Linked DNA regions of Homo sapiens: region 2 is linked to region 1. Evidence: chromatin loops called from intact Hi-C (ENCODE). Cell type or tissue: lower leg skin. All regions are shown on one strand.

What was found. Peaks named below come from ENCODE experiments on the same cell type or tissue, not always from the same donor. Only the 100,000 strongest peaks of a DNase experiment are listed, where the experiment ranks them.
Region 2: it touches region 1 in a loop (3-fold over the local background); 19 of 110 quality-filtered maps call a loop at or near these places.

The regions. Positions count from the first base shown.
Region 1 is chr11:76,718,008-76,726,007 of GRCh38, reverse strand. It overlaps the pseudogene GUCY2EP. Among named protein-coding and RNA genes, the nearest start is that of LRRC32, 51 kb to the right of the region's middle. RefSeq lists an enhancer at 3,782-4,373. In lower leg skin, no CTCF peak of the experiment used is centred here; a DNase peak (open chromatin) is centred at 4,047.
Region 2 is chr11:77,101,015-77,109,014 of GRCh38, reverse strand. All of the region lies in intron 3 of CAPN5 (calpain 5), which reads right to left. It overlaps OMP (olfactory marker protein), which reads right to left and starts at 6,175. Exons shown (of 1, transcript NM_006189.1): 1 at 5,684-6,175. The coding sequence starts at 6,175. The coding sequence ends at 5,684. In lower leg skin, no CTCF peak of the experiment used is centred here; no DNase peak of the experiment used is centred here.

The DNA.
Region 1 (8,000 bases):
TCTTGGATTCAGTGGTTTGGAGCACCTAGTTTCTCCCAGGGGAGAAACACTCCCTCCAGAGAATGCAGTAATTTTTCCAATGAATTGAAAACTGAAACTATTGTGTGGCCATTTTGGGCTCCTCAGGACTCTGAATCAACGGACAGAGAAGGGAATCACTGTGTAAGCCCAAGTAATCAATCCCAATTATCACAAGGAAATATGGTTGTTGCCTTACAATGGGGACAGGGAGGACCACGACCAGAGCCCCATATACTAACTGGGGAGCCCTTTAATACTCCCTTGCTCAGTCCTGGTCAGTGGTAAAGGGGGTAACCCAATAAAGACCAGACACAGAGGCTTCAGATCCTTCCATCCATACTAACTAATGACACACCCATTCAGTGTGTTCTTTGACCACTGAAATTATGACAATTGTGTAGCAATACGAAAAACACTTCCACAGAGTTATAACATGGCATTATTACCCTTCTTTTTTTAATAGCACCTATCACTTTCAAACACTAAAAATATGTCTACTTACTTATTATGTTTATTTTTTGTTTACTAACACATCTTTCCCTGCCCTGCTAGAAAGTAAGCTCTGCGAGGGGCAAAAATCTTATTTTTTGTTCTTTTAAATTTGTTTGTTGGTTGATTTAGCTCAAGTGTTTAGAACAGTGTCTGAAACATGGAAGGGAGCAAGAGGGAAAACAGGAATTAGGGGTGGGAGGTCGGGGTGGATGGAAGCCTGGCCCCTTGGCAGAACCATGATGAGGACACTCAGTAAACATTTGTTGAATGAATAAAGTGACATGAAGAAAGCAAAAGACAGTAATCCCTTCACTAGGTTGCTATAAAGGTTAAATGAGATGGGTATGCATAACCCTAGCATAGAGTGGATGCTGAGTGCACCTAGTAAAAGCTAACTTTACCTAGATAGGAGAAAGCAAGCGGAAGAGGGAGGGGCTGGAGCCCATGGACTGAGGTCTCTATCTCCACTTAAGTGTTCACCCCAGAAAGGAGTGGCCTCTATTCTAGGTCTTATGTGAAGTGAAGTAAGTCCAGCACAGAAAGACAAATATTGGGTGTTCTCACTCATATGTGGGAGCTTAAAAAGTGGATCTCATGGAGGTAGAAGGTAGAATGATGGTTACCAGAGACTGGGAATGGAAGTGGGAAGAAGGGAAATGAAGAAAAATTGGTTAAAGGGTACACAAATACAGCTATGTAGAAGGAATAAGTTCTAGTGTTCGATACTGCAGCAGAGAAATTATAGTTCACAGTAATTTATTATATATTTCAAAATAGCTAGAGAGAAGAATTTTAATGTTCCCAACACAAAGAAAAGATAAATGTTTGAGGTGATGGATATTCCAGTTACCCTGACTTGATCATTACACATTGTATCCATGAGCAAAGCCCAGACCTACAGTCAGCCCTGCCGCTTACCAGCTCTGTGCCCTTGGTCAAATCACCTAACTTCTCTGGGCCATACTTTATAAGGTGAGGATAATAGTAATGCCTGTCTCCGTGGGTTGTGTGAATGGTGCCTAGCACAGGGACTGGCACACAGCAGAGGTTCAAATAAACTAAGGGTTTCTTTAGTGCTTGCCCATCCTTCCTCCTGGGAGCTGCCCCCAACCAGGTCTGGAGCTGTCCGGAGTGCTGAAGACCTCTCCTCTCTTTCTCCATCCCCCTCTATGTGTCTCTCTTTATTTTATTCCCTTCTTCCTTTCTGCTTGTGGCTCCCCAGAGCACTGGGGTCTGAACAGATCTAATTTTCCAAGTGCCTTATTCAGGCTCCTGAGAGGGACAGATAGGGAATGAGCCATGTAGGAGGCTCTTCCCAGGGAGCAGGGTCTGAAAGTCACAGGCAGAGGAGTGGTGAGCGTACAGGCTGTTGGGGGAAAGGACCCCCTCAGGCCAGAGTCTACTCTAAGAGCTTGACATCTAAGGACCCTGTTGCAGGAACCTTAGGGCCTACCAACAGGCAACAAGTCAGCTCCAACAATGCAGAGTTGCAGGTCCGTCTGTGGGGAGCTTGCTCGGGAAGAAGGTAAGAGGCACCAGGTTGAAGGACAGAAGGATGACCCTTGGCTGCAGGGGCTGCAGGGCCCCTGACTATGACAGGAATCCCCCATCCCCCTTCCCCAGGTTCCTGTCACCTTCCCTATTTTGGTCATTCATGTGTTAGTGCAGCTAAAGGCATCTTCAACTTTTGGAGATTATGGGGCTGTGGAGTTGACTAATTCGAGGAGCTTGGCTCTATGAGTCAAGCAGTCTGTGGCTAATCCTTGGGGCCCATCTCCCTGAGTCTAAAAATACAAATGGTCTCTCCCCAGGAGGGTGGCACATTAGTCTATTGTGCCCAGAGGTGGAGGCACTAGAGGCTCACACACTCTTGGGAGAAGGGTTGGGAGAGGAGATGTGGCCAGCCTAAGGGACAAAAACCACCTGTCTCTGGATTTTTGTAAACATGTAGAACATCAGACCTGAATGATCTTTGGAAACCTAAATGTCTAAGCCAAGCTCTCCCTGTACAGCTGGGAAAACTGAGGCACAGAACGGGTTGTAGACTCTGTCCCATAAATCAGTGGCAGAACTGGGATTAAAAGCAGCTCCTGCCTTGGCCCAGTGCTGGCCTGCTAAGATCTTCAGCCCTCTGTGAGCCCCTGCTGGCCATCCACTGCAGAGTTCTCCGGATACTGAGCATGGCCAGCAAGACCTCAGGCCAGGGGAGCCTGCTGCAGCTTTGTGGGACTGAGGGCTACCCATGCTCCTTTCTGTGCCTGTCTCCTTATCTGTACACAGAGGAATTGATTTAGAGGTTTATATCTCCAAGGATCCTTCAGCTCTGATGTTCCAGGTGTCAGTAAAAAGAGGTGATTTTTGCCTTTGGCTAGGAGGCAGGAAGCCAAGCTCTGGTCCAAGTTCAGTCCTAACATTTGATGAGACCTTGGACAAGTCACTGTCCCACCCAGAGCCACAGTTTCCTCCTCTGTAAAAGGGGGTAAAAAGTCCTTGTCAGGGCCTCTGGGCGTGGCTGTGTGTGCCTCTAGTCCCAGCTACTCAGGAGGCTGAGGCAAGAGAATTGCTTACCCGGGAGGTGGAGATTGTGGTAAGCTGAGATCGCGCCATTGCACTCCAGCCTGGGCAACAAGAGCGAAACTCCGTCTCAAGGAAAAAAAGAAAAAAAGAGAGTGGAATAGAAAAAGAGAAGAACAGAATTGAGCAGAATAAACTAAAATAGATAGGAATAACAGTAGTAACTATGAGACCGCATTGCAGGTAGCAAGGGTAAGTGGTTCTGAGAGATGTCCTTTAGGGTACTCAAGTTCTATACAGTCAGTCTCGTGAGTCTACCAAGGTAAAATGTATTTCTTACTGCAGGGCACAGTCTGCCTGACCTTGGCTGTACTCTGGGGACACAGGCAGGATCTGGCTGGGCCCCAGCCGTGAGCAGCCTGAGTCTGGTGGGAGACAGGTGTGTATGCAGGGCACAGGGGAGCCCAGAGGCTGGAGCTGCTGATCTGCTTGGAGATGTGGAGGGCTTCACAGAAGGGGTGACATTGGACAGGGCCTGATGATGAGAAATTGATTTTGGAGTGGAGCTGACGGGGAAAGGCATTCCAGGCAGAGGGCACTCCAGCTTGTGCAAAGGCGTGGAGGTAGCATGCCAGCAGGACCGGGAGAACGTCAACAGTTTGGCTCTGCATGGCCAGAGCCTGGCAGCAGTGGGTGGGGAGACCCTCAGACTCCTTCTCCACCCGTGCTGCGGGGGACTGAGCTCCAGCCACAGTGCTGGCTCTCAGGAGCCAGGAGGCAGAGGGGTGAGGGGCACACTCTCTGGAGTCAGACTGCAGGGAGTCCCACTGCCGCCCCCTCCACCCCATCCCGCACCCATGTGACCTCAGGCAAGTCACTAATCCTCTCTGTGCTATGGTTTCTTCACTAATGGCATGAAGCTGATCCACTGCAGATAGCAGGCTCAGGACCGTGCCTTCACACAGCGGCACAGCTTGCAGCCCGCGCTGGCGTTTCCCGTGAGGTGGCTTAGTCCTGAGCTGTGCGGAGCAGCTCCCCCGCGTGGCCAAATACAGAACAGCGCTTCCAACCCTCAAGAGAAAGGGCGTTTGGGAAGTCGGCCCAGCAGAGCAAATGGGACACAGGCCCAGCTTCTGTTTCCACTCAGTCCTCGTGGGCCTCTCTTTGAGGACCTCCCGCACTATCTAAGACATGGAGGGGGTGGGCTTGTGGCCCCCACAGTACGGGTCCCCAGAGGCTCAGCGGAAGCCAGGGCTGCAGGCCCTGAAGTCCATGTGATGAGGGGTCTTCAGGCTCCAGCAAGGAGACCCTCAGCCTTCCTGAGTTTTCTGCAAAAAGGGAGTGCAGTGAGAACCCAGGCCACATCCCAAACAAGTGGTGGCCCTTTTGTGGCTGCGATTGCCGTGCTGGTCAGGACCCAAGTGGGGAAGACGGAAAAGATGCAAAGGAAATCAAGTGTGGACCCCGACCTTGGCAAGGGCTCCCTTCTGTCCTGGGGCCTGGGGGTGAAATTGGCAGCTTTATTATTCAGGGCTACTTCTCTTACTAAGGTAGAGATGCATGTATCTGTGTCTACTTAGACCTTAAGGATGCCACCCAGGGCCAAGGTTAAGATTACAAGCCGATGATGATAAGCAAAATGCGGTCTATCATACAGTGAGTATTATGCAGCCACGAAAAGGAATGAAGTACTGACGTATGCTGCAATAAGGACGAACCTGGAAAGCATTACTCTAAGTCAAAGAAGCCAGACACAGGCCAGGCACGGTGGCTCACCCCTGTAATCCCAGCATTTTGAGAGGACCGGAGTGGGGGCGGGGTGGGTGGGTGGATCACGAGGTCAGGAGTTCGAGACTAACCTGACCAACGTGGTAAAACCCCATCTCTACTAAAAATACAAAAATTAACCAGAATACAAAAATTAGCCAGGTGTGCTGGCGGGTGCCTGTAATCCCAGCTACTCAGGAGGCTGAGGCAGGAGAATCTCTTGAACCCAGAGGGTGGAGTTTGCAGTGAGCTGAGTTCATGTCACTGCACTCCAGCCTGGGTGACAGAGTGAGACCCTGTCAAAAAAAAAGAAGAAGAAAAAAAAAAAGAAGCCACACACAAAGTACCATGTATTATGTGCATTTGTATGACATGTCCAGAATAGGCAAATCCATAGAGACAAAAAGCAGATTCATGGTTGACTGGAGTTGAGGGAGGGAGGAATGGGGAGCAACTGCTAATGGGTTTATTTCTGGGGTGATAAAAGCGTTCTATAATTCAATGGTGGTGATGGTTACATAACTTGGTGAATATACTAAAACCACTTTATTGTACATTTTTTAAAAGAATGAATTTTATATGTATCTCAATTTAAAAAAAATTCTTTAAAAAAGAAAAAAAAGGATTATAAGCTGGGAGCCAACCTGCCTGGGTTCAAATTCTAGCTGTACCACTGTGGTGGTTATGAGTCCTGAGCAGCTCCCCAACTGCTCCTCTAAAAAAATAGAGATAATGGTCAACATGCTTCTTAGTGCTGTTGCAACATTGAATGACAAAATGTTTGAGAAAGTTCTTTAGGACAACACAGAGAAAGCTGTCGACAGCCAAGTGTGTGGCTCACACCTGTAATCCCAGCTCTCTCAGAGGCCGAAGTGGGAGGATTGCTTGAACCCAGGAATGTGAGTCTGCAGTGAGCCATGATTGCACCACTGCACTCCAGCCTGGGCAACAGAGCAAGACCCTGTATCGGAAAAAGAAAGAAAGAAGAAAACTATCAATACATATTCACAATTGTCAGGGCCAGTGGAGTTGGGTAGGGCAGGACGTTGGTCAAAATGATTGGGCAGACAGGCCGGGAGGGCCATATTAATACAAATCTATCCTCCATTAAAGGGATGTTTTTCATCAGATCAAACTCAGATTTGGTGGCCTTGGCTGTTATTGTTATGGGGGGCAGATTAAAGGGAAATTCTACCTTTGCTAGGCCAGTGGGGATGGGGGTGGGGTGGCAGCAGAGCGGGTGCCCGGGAGTTCCGAGCAGCTCTCCAGGGCTAGAGAACTGTGGGCTTCAGGGCAGGCCACAGTGGAACTGGGCCTGCAAAGGTGACCCTGCCACCTCTGGCCCCAGTTGTGGTGCTGTGGATGCACTCGGCGGTGCTGGGGGGCTTGGAGATGACCACCCTGCTGAGCCGTGTGCCTGGGCCGAGGGCCTGGTGGATGGGAGATTAGTCTTCCTGCCCTATGACATGCTGCTCTTCTCCCTGTCCTACTGCAACCGCTCCTACCTGTCTCTCGGCACTGGTGGACCCCTGCAGGAGGCCTATGATGCAGTGCTCACCATCAGCCAGGAGTCTGGCCCCATAGACAAGGCCTTTGCTGCTGCCCGGCCTGATGGAGAGGCGGCTGCCCACCTTGAGCCAGAGCAGGTAGGTGTGCTCCTTGTGCAGACCCCGAATGCCTTGAGTGGGGGTCCGGGGCAGGGGTGCACGCGGTCAGGTAGGCATGCTCGTCGTGCAGACCCCGAATGCCTTGAGTGGGGGTCCGGGGCAGGGGTGCATGCGGTCAGGTAGGTATGCTCCTCGTGCAGACCCCGAATGCCTTGAGTGGGGGTCCGGGGCAGGGGTGCACACGCTCAGGTAGGTGTGCTCCTCGTGCAGACCCCGAATGCCTTGAGTGGGGGTCCGGGGCAGGGGTGCACGTGCTCAGGCCCATCTCCACCATGGGCACATGGCCTCTTTTTGACAAAGTATCTCTCTGCCTAGTCCCTGGGTGTGGTCAATCGCTTTCTCCTTCTTGTATGTGTATGTGTGTATGTATATGTATATGTATATGTATATGTATATGTATATGTGTACGTGTACGTGTACGTGTACGTGTACGTGTACGTGTACGTGTACGTGTATGTGTATGTGTATGTATATGTGTATGTGTATGTGTATGTATATGTATGTGTATATGTATATGTATATGTGTATGTATATGTATATGTATGTGTATATGTATATGTATATGTGTATGTATATGTATATGTATGTGTATATGTATATGTATATGTGTATGTATATGTATATGTGTATGTATATGTGTATGTATGTGTATATGTATATGTATATGTGTATGTATATGTATATGTATGTGTATATGTATATGTGTATGTATATGTATATGTATGTGTATATGTATATGTATATGTGTATGTGTATGTATATGTATATGTATGTGTATATGTATATGTATATGTGTATGTATATGTATATGTATGTGTATATGTATATGTATATGTGTATGTATATGTATATGTGTATGTATATGTGTATGTCTGCAGTAGTCCCCCTTATCCACTGGGGACATGTTCCCAGACCCCCAGCGGATGCCTGATGCCGTGGATGGTACTAAACTCTATATATGCTGCGTTTCCTATACCTACATACCTATAATAAAGTCTAATTTATAAATTAGGCACGGTAAGAGATTAACAACAATAACTAAATAATAAAATAGAACAATTATAACAATATATTGTAATATGAATTAGTGGATGTGGTCTTTCTGCCTCTTTCAAATTATCTTAATATTTTGAGACCCTGATTGACTGTGGGTAGCTGAAACCATGGAAAGAGAAATTGCAGATAAGGGGGGACTCCCGCATGTCTCTGTTCTTCCCCATATCACTCACCTTTTTGGCCTGCCTTGTCAGTGTTCCTCTGTGTCTCTTCTGCTTCTATTTATCTATCTCCAGCTCTCTCAGTCCCTGAAATTCTCATTTCTGGCCCAGCTGCTCTTTCTCTTATACACATTTCTCCTCTCCTGGCTCTGCATCTCTCTAGCAAATGACAAAGATCAGAAGGGGAAAGTGTTGGGAGCATGGGAGAGTGGGAGAGAGGGGAAGATTTTCTGTAGTCATTGCTGTGATTCTGAAGAGAGTTAGTGGTGGGGGACGCAGCTGCTGGCCTGGCTTGGCTTACAGGACTCAGTGAACTTGGGTC
Region 2 (8,000 bases), 380 kb before region 1:
CAAACACCACCAAAAAGACACAGTCAACAAAACCCACACCATGGGAAACCCTACAGGACAAACGGCCCCATTTCTTTGATAGATAATTTACTAGGAAAAAATAAAAGATGAAAGAGCAATCAACCAATTGCAATTATGGACTTCTGTTTGGATCTCATTCAAACAAACCGTAAAACCTATGCATATTTATAGCACAAATTAGAAATTAGAACAATTACTGGATATTTGATGATATTAAGAGATTATTTTATAAGTTGGTATTATGGTTTTTTTTTTTTGAGCCCTTATCTTTCAGAGATGCATCCGGAAATATTTACAGATGAAATGAGATGCTGTCTGGGCAAAGTGCAGGGGTGTGTAGAGGAAATAAGACTAGCCATAGGCTGGCAAGTGTCAAAGTGAAGGGATGGGTGCGAGGAGTCCATCAGGCTGTGCTCGCTACCCTCTCGCTGTCTACAGTAGAAATTCCCCATCACCACGGACACCAGCCACCTGGCCCGGCAGTCCACGCTCTCAGCCTCATCCCTCCAACGCTCCCTCCTTCGGGTCCCATCTACCACAACCACCAAACACCCATGCCACTTCAAGCCACCTCCCCCACGCACATGTGGCTCCCTCTGCCTCCTTCCCTTGTCTCTTAGGGGCCAGCTGAGCAGCAGCTTTGAGGCACCTTCTGCTGAGCACCCCCCCAACAGTCAGGCAGCCCCTTTCCTGGCACCCCAGCATGGCTCTCTTTTCCCTGCCCACTGGGAGGAGCTCCTTGGGGACAGGGGCCAAGTCTGACTAATTCTCAGATCTCCAGCACCCAGCACAGGGCCTGGCCCAGCTCCAAAGCTGGCTGGAGTCTTCCTGGGAGGAAAATCCCCCACACTGGTCACAGGGCAGCCTTGACCGGCTGGTGACCTGTACACACTACTTAATACCACATTACCCACTGCGGTGCATGGCAGTGACTTCACTTTCAACGGGGCCACCTCTGAGTCTCAGTCTCCTCATCTACCTACACTACCTCCAGGGCTGTTATGAGAACTAAAGGAGACAGCCTTGGAGCTCTTTCATAAACTGTAGAGAGCTGTGCACACATGAGGGGTCATCTGTGTTGGTGTACACATGTGTGCCTTCACACAACAGTCTGAAAACCTCAGGGCTGGGAGGGAACTGAGATGACCTGGTCAACCTCCTTCCCAAGAGGAGAAAGGAGAAGCTCCCCATCACCTACTGCATGCTTACGAGGCTTTACTGACTTGGGCTGACCTGGCAGCAAGGCAAGGACTGGCAGGATCTGCCGCCTCCCTGATAACCCCCTGGGATGTGATCCACCAACGGCCACCCACGGCAGAATGGGCCCAGAAACCTCCGGGTCCCACCCATGGGTGCACCACAGCATCCCTGGCTCCTGGATTGTCCCTGGAGACTCCCACCTAGACCCAAGTGGCTGCTCTTAAATCTTCCCCGGGTAGTGGCAGACAGGACTCTCTGCCCAGCTGTGCGACAGAGTGGAGAAGGAGGGGGTCGGCAGCCCAGGGAGGGAAGCTGCTCAGGATCTGCCTGCAAGTGTGTGCGTGTGTGGAGGTGGTGTGTGCAGATGTGGGGCACAGGCAGGGAGCTTTTCACATTTCTGCCTGGGACCCCAGAGGGCCAGTGCGGAGCGTTTCTGAGCCACGCCGCCAGGGCTGTGGAATGGGGGCTACAGGGAGGTTTCCTGTATAACCCAAGCTGGGTAAGGTAAGCCACGGGCCTTTGTGAGTCCTCAAAACTAGTGGGTCCCTGGTCCTGAGTATCTGAGATTCCTCAGCTCTCAGCTTCTGATTCCAAGACTCTCAAACTCCCCGTTTCAGATGCCATGACTGCAGGAGGGCAGGAAAGTGGTGGGCACCCCCTGCCTTCTTGGGAGAGCAGAGCCCTGCTGCTCTCCACCGGAGACCAGGGTGTCGATGCACCACAGAGTGGCCACGGCAGGTCCTGTTCATGGGGTGGCTGAGACCGGGCAGGGACCCCCAGCCTTGGGGGAGTCCCCCTTCCCCCGGGCCTCCAGCTCCCCAGCAATCATGTGAAGGCTAATGGTCTCTGCTGGGCCGCTCTGAGGTGGCGATGGTGACGGAGGAGGACACACTCCCCCATGGCCGCTCTCTCGGACCACAGAGCCAGGCCAGGTTCCTGCCCACCCCTCCGCCCTGCGCCTGCTGCCATCGGCACTGGCCTAGGATGCCTCAGGCAACTCACTTCAGCTCTCCACAGGTTCTCCTGTACCCCCACCCACGGATAACTGAGAGAGGAGACCGTGTGTCTATGGTGATGGGGCAGTAACCATGGGCAAACTCAGGGAGGGAGGGTGACTGTGTGCAGGCTCCGGGAAGCTCGAGCACTTGGTGGACACTCGCCCATTTCACCCTCACAACAGCCTCGAGAGAGGTGCCATTGCTGGCCCCAACTCACAGATGAGGAACAAGCTCAGAGGTTGCCCAAGGCCATCCAGCTGGCAGGGCGGGGCTGGCTAGGTCGCTCACCACACTAGCTGCCTCTCTGGGCACAGAGCTCAGGGAAAGGCAGGTTTCTTTCCCTGTGGTTTCCAGGGAAAATGGGTCATTTGCCATTCCTGCACTCTGGGGATAGAGCCAGGCTTCTACTGCTGTCCTGAGGGTGGGAGGCTGGATTCCTCTGTCTCGGGCAACTCCAGGAGTGGCTGGAAGGCAAGCTTGGGGAGGGGGTGTCAGGGAGGCAGAGACCCCTGAGAGACCGGGGGTGGGGGTTGGGTGCGGGGCTGGGGAAGGGTTCTGCGCATGCTGTGAGGGGTGTGTGAAAGGGAAACCAGGGGGCAGCAGCTACTCTGAGGCGGGCATGAAAGGGGCTGTGTGACCCAGGAGAGTGGTGGGGTTGGATTTTGAAGCAGGGCTCATTCCAAAACAAAACCACTGGTGAGACCCCCAAGGCAGGGCTTGACTTGGTCTCCAGGAAAGAAGCCAGCCCAACCCGAGCCTGGGTTCTCAGGTGGGTGGGGCCCATCTCCCCGGTCCATCCCAGGGACCAGTGTCATGGGGCCAAAGGTCCACAGGCCAAGAGCCTGGCCCACCCACACCTGCTTCCAGCCCCTCCACGCCCTCTGTGACCTGGGCAGGAGGCCGCCTCCTCTGGGCCTCAGTTGTCCCTGTCCAAAAATGAGTGCGCTTCAGAGTGGTGATGAGGGAACAGAGCTGTGAGGAAGGATCAAGTGAGGCACTGAAGTCACGTGGCCTTGGGGCTACATCTTGCCCATGTCAGTCTAGCCCAGCACAGGTTTGACAATTCCTGGAGGGTGGGGCTGGAAGGACCTTCACAGAACCAAGCTGTTCACTCTGGAAGGCCTGAGTCTGGGAGGGGGTTGGGAGCTGCCTGAGGACACACAGCACATCAGTGACAGAAGCCAGACTAAACCCAGGCACAGGCCGGACCTCACCCCACCTCTCAAACTCTGCCCTTCCATCCACCCCCTGCCCAGTGGCCCTGCAAGGCAGGGAGACTCGAGATTGCACCTGGTTTGGTGCCTTCCTACCCCAAGCCCTCGGCGGCGCCCAGATGGCACCTCCCTCAGCACAGCTCTCTGCACACCCAACACGGAGGCAGCTCTGGGGCTACCAGAGAAACAGTCAGGGCCGGAGGCTCCTGGCCAGCCTCAGGAGATTCGGTGAAGCCCCTGATTATTCCAGGCCTCCTCCTTGGAAGGTGGCAAGGGCTGGGGGAGTGTGGGAAGTGGCCAGGGAGCAAGTGCTCGGGGCCGTGAGGGATTGTGAAAGGGATGGGGGCTGATGGCGAGACACTGCACACCACCGAGGCCAGGGCACAGGCTTTATTGGGGACCTGCAGCGGGCACAGCAGAGGGACTCAGGCCCCGGGACAGATAGGCTGGGGAGACAGGCAGTCGGGACTAAGAGGGTCCCCAGAGCTGCAGGAAGAGCTCAAGCAGAAGGGCAGGGCCACTGCACACGGTTCTGGCCTCCCCTCGTGCTCAGCAGGGCAGGCAATGGCCGAGACTTCTTCAAGCCTGTCCCGGAATGGGCCCCAGAGCTGTGAGTCAGAAAGGACCAGTGCTCAGCCCACAGACACTCTCCCACTCTCTCACCCACAGAATCTCAGCTCCAGCATGCTGCTCCAGCCTGCACACCTCCGAGGTGGGGCTCACCCTCCCGGCAGCCCCAGCCACAGGGGATGGCCCTGACCCTCTGGCCCTCAGTGCATCTGTTCCAGAGCCGCAAGTTCCTTGACAGCTTTGCTTCATGAGGGGAAATGTCTTGGACACATCCCTGACTGGCTGAGGACAAAACACAGGGCTGGCCTTAAGTCAGGGTGCTGGGGACAGTGGCTTAGCTGTACTTGGCTGATGTTAGGTGCAGGTCAGGCACTCCCCCAAAAGGGGGGGCTCTCTGGGACTGCGCAATGCGAAGGGGAATGAGGCTAAGAGTCAGAACTGAATCTGATGAAAATTGTGCCTCAGTTTCCCCATCTGTTTGGTGAGTGAGTTGCATCCAATGACCCCAGAGGTTACCATTCTGCCGTCACACCACTGCCGCCTGCAGCCCACTTGGGACTATCAGCCGTCGTAACTGCCCACCACGCCTTCGCCCTGCCCCCCTCAGCTGCATTGAAGAAGCCCAAGAAATGCCAACAGATGCTATGTCAGGACGAAGCACTTGCCTTCCCTGACCTGCAAGCTCTAAAGAGCCTGACTCCCCAGCAGGGGATACCTGAGGCCCTGGAGAATCCACTCTCTCCAGCTCCAACTTCCCTCAAGGCAAAGGGAACCCCCTTTACTAATCCACTCCCTGTTTCACTATCTGAACTGCAGTCTCCTAGCTCAGCAAGCCCCCAGGCCAAGGTCATCCGGACCAGGCCCCTGTTAAGAGCCATCCTTGAACCAGCAGCAATGATGAACAGATAATCTAAAACTGCACTTGTTCCTAGGGTAGGAATAGACCTCTAGAATACATCCATATGAATACAGCACACTCTGTCTCATGGATATGTGTGCGTAGAGACAGATCTCTGTGTAACCTCCCCCTTCACTTCTCCACCCTGAAGTCAGGCCCAGAAGAGCCACAGCTGGGCCTACACAGCCTCCAGGGTGCCAGCCACTCTCCACTGCCCAAATCCACCCCTGCAGCAACCCTGCCCCATATCCTGAGGGTTGTCGACGTGTTATGGGACCAGCAGCCCAGACACAGGCTCCGGCAAAGGGCACCAAGGCCAGGGAGCAGTGAATGCCGGCTTGCTGGACTCCCCGTGGAGACGCCCCATCATCTCTGTCTCCCTGACTCTGGAGGAAGTGGATGCTGGGTTTTTCAATCTCTGTCTCTGTGTCTCTCTTGGTCTTTCTCAGTCTCTCTCTCCCACAATGAAGCAGAGAGAAGGCAGATGGCCCTGGCCTCACTGTCCATGCACACTGGCCCCTAGTAGGCCTCTATCGTCTATAGCAATGCAGCAGCCAGTCCAGCTTCTAGGCTATGGAGCCTCAGAATCTTCTTCCTGTGAGCTGGAGTGCTGGCCCCAGGGAGAAGCAGAGGAGGAAAGGTGTGGGACTCAGGGGGCCTCTGGGCAAGCAGAGGACAGGCTGAGCAGCGAGAATAATGGCCCCAAAAATACAGGGGGGAAAGTGGCAGGGGCAGGGGAGAGCACAGGTGGGCTAGAGGAGAGCAGCAGCTGGCAGCTGCTGTCAGAGCTGGTTAAAAACCACGGAGGCCTTGAGGTTGGCGGGCTCCACACCCTCGCCAAAGGTGACGAGGAAGTACATGACCTTGCGGATCTTGGCCAGGTCCGACAGGCGCTCCCCAAACTCCAGGGCGTCGGCCTCATTCCAATCTATGGCATCCGAGTCCTCCTTGCGCCAGAAGATGGCAGTGGGGTCCAGCAGCTGGCGTGTCATGAGGTTGGTGAGGTCAGGCGTCCAGTTCTGCGAGGTGCCTGTGATGGTGACCTTGCCCGGCTTGTCCAGCACGACATTCCAGCGCTCGAACTGTAGCCGCTGCTGCTGGGTGAAGTTGAGGCGGTACACAGACTCCGCTGGCTGCAGCAGCTTCTCCCCATCCTGGCGCTTCTCCCCGCGCTGCTTCAGGCTCTCCACGCGTAGCCGCATCTGCCTGGTCAGGCCCTGGTCCAGGACCAGCGGCATGTCCAGCTGCGGCTGCTGCGGCCTGTCCTCCGCCATGGCCCAAGTGCTGCTGCCACCAACGCCAAGGACCCAAGTGGGCTGGAGCCTGGGGCCGTGGAGAGAAGAGGCCACCAAAGGGGGGCCCCACCTACTTTCTGCCCTTCCCTCTTCCCCTCCCTTTGCCACTGGCTCTTCCCAGCCCCACTCAGTTCTCAAAATGGGGTGTGTGTCAGGGGTGGGAGTCCCCATCTGCCTCCACTCCAGTCCCCGCAGAAGCGATAATGCAGGCCCTGCAGGCAGGCGGAAGGTGGCAGGTTCCTTGGGGACCAGGTCGCTGATGTCAATTGCTGTGGCAACCGCCCTGACTACCAGGGCTGGGCTGGGTGCTGGCTTGTTTGTGAAGATGAGAGCACTTCGTAAGTGCACTGATGGGGAGGGTGGTGGGGACCACTCCTCACTGGAGGTACACAGGAGAAGATGCAAGACCCGCAGGAGCAGGTGGAGAAGGCAGGACCAGAGAGGGCTTGGTGATTGGAGATCTGAAGTCACCTAAGTTAAACCTTGGAGCTACCCCTGACGCCCGCCTCCCTCTCACTCCTCCACACCCAATCACCAAAGCCTGTCGATTCTGCTTCCCAAACACCCCGGGACCCTTCCCCTCCAGTCCCATTGACAGGATCTCAGCCCAGCTACCGTATCTCTCACCCAGACCCGTGGTTCTCAAGACTTGAGTGAGCATCAGACTCACTCTCAGGACTTAACACACAGATTGCTGGACCCCCTCCCAGAACTCCTGGTTTATCAGGGCTCTGTGGGCCTGAGAATCTGCATTCCTAACCACCTCCCAGGTGACATGCTGCTGGGCCAGGGACTGTGCCTTGAGCATTACTGACCCGGATGACACTGATGGCTGGCTGTGCCGCAGCCCTGCACCATGGCCACAACAGGACAAGGCTTCACTTCTACCCAAATCCCACCACTTACTCCACCTGAATTAATCCTCAGTTTCCCCCAGGGGCCGAGGAAGAATCTGGCAAATGTTTATATCCCCAGGGCCCGGGGCGGAACCAGAAGCTCAGCCTTTATACTGGGGAAATGAAAGAACTGGAGTGTGAGTGGAGCCGGAGTTGGGGAGAGAGTGGGGATGGGAGTTGGGGAGCGGCCGTCGCCACAACACGCCACACACAGAAAAGAGGACAGAGTCAAGGCCAAGGTATCACAACGGAAAACAATCTGAAGGGTCTAGTGGACCACAAGCACGGTCAATTGTGAGATGGTGGCTAATCAATCAGTGGGATCCTGGGCTACCTGAACAGCAGAGGGGCACCAAGGGAGACAGAATACCCGGTCCTGTTAAAACCACACTGCAAGCCCTGGGGTCAGTTCTGGGGGTCATTGGCAGAAATTCCCCCAAGGGTATTTGAGAGAACCATACAGCTAGATGTCAAACTGCCTGATCCTCACAGAACCTTTTGCTTTGTAGCTGGAGGGGCAGGGGAGAGGGGAACAACTTGGCTAAGGAACTACCATGGGAGGCTTCCCTTTCCTCCACATGGGGGAGCTGTTTCTAACCTTCCCAGCACCACATTCTGCTTTTTATTTGTTGAGTTGCTCAGTTTTTGCCTGTGACACACAGTCCTGAGAGGGTAGGAAGTGTGTCTTGTCATTACTCTAGGCCAGCAACCAGAACGGGGCCTGCCACACAGAGGCCTCAGAAATGCTTGTTGAATGAATGAACGAATGATCGAATGAATGAATGAATGAACGGATGAATGAGTGAATGACACTGACAAGGGACAGGTGATGTGATGGACCACGGGACACAAGCCCAAGGCCAAGAGGAAGGTGGGCAGGTGGGGAGACAGTACACAGGTACTGGCCA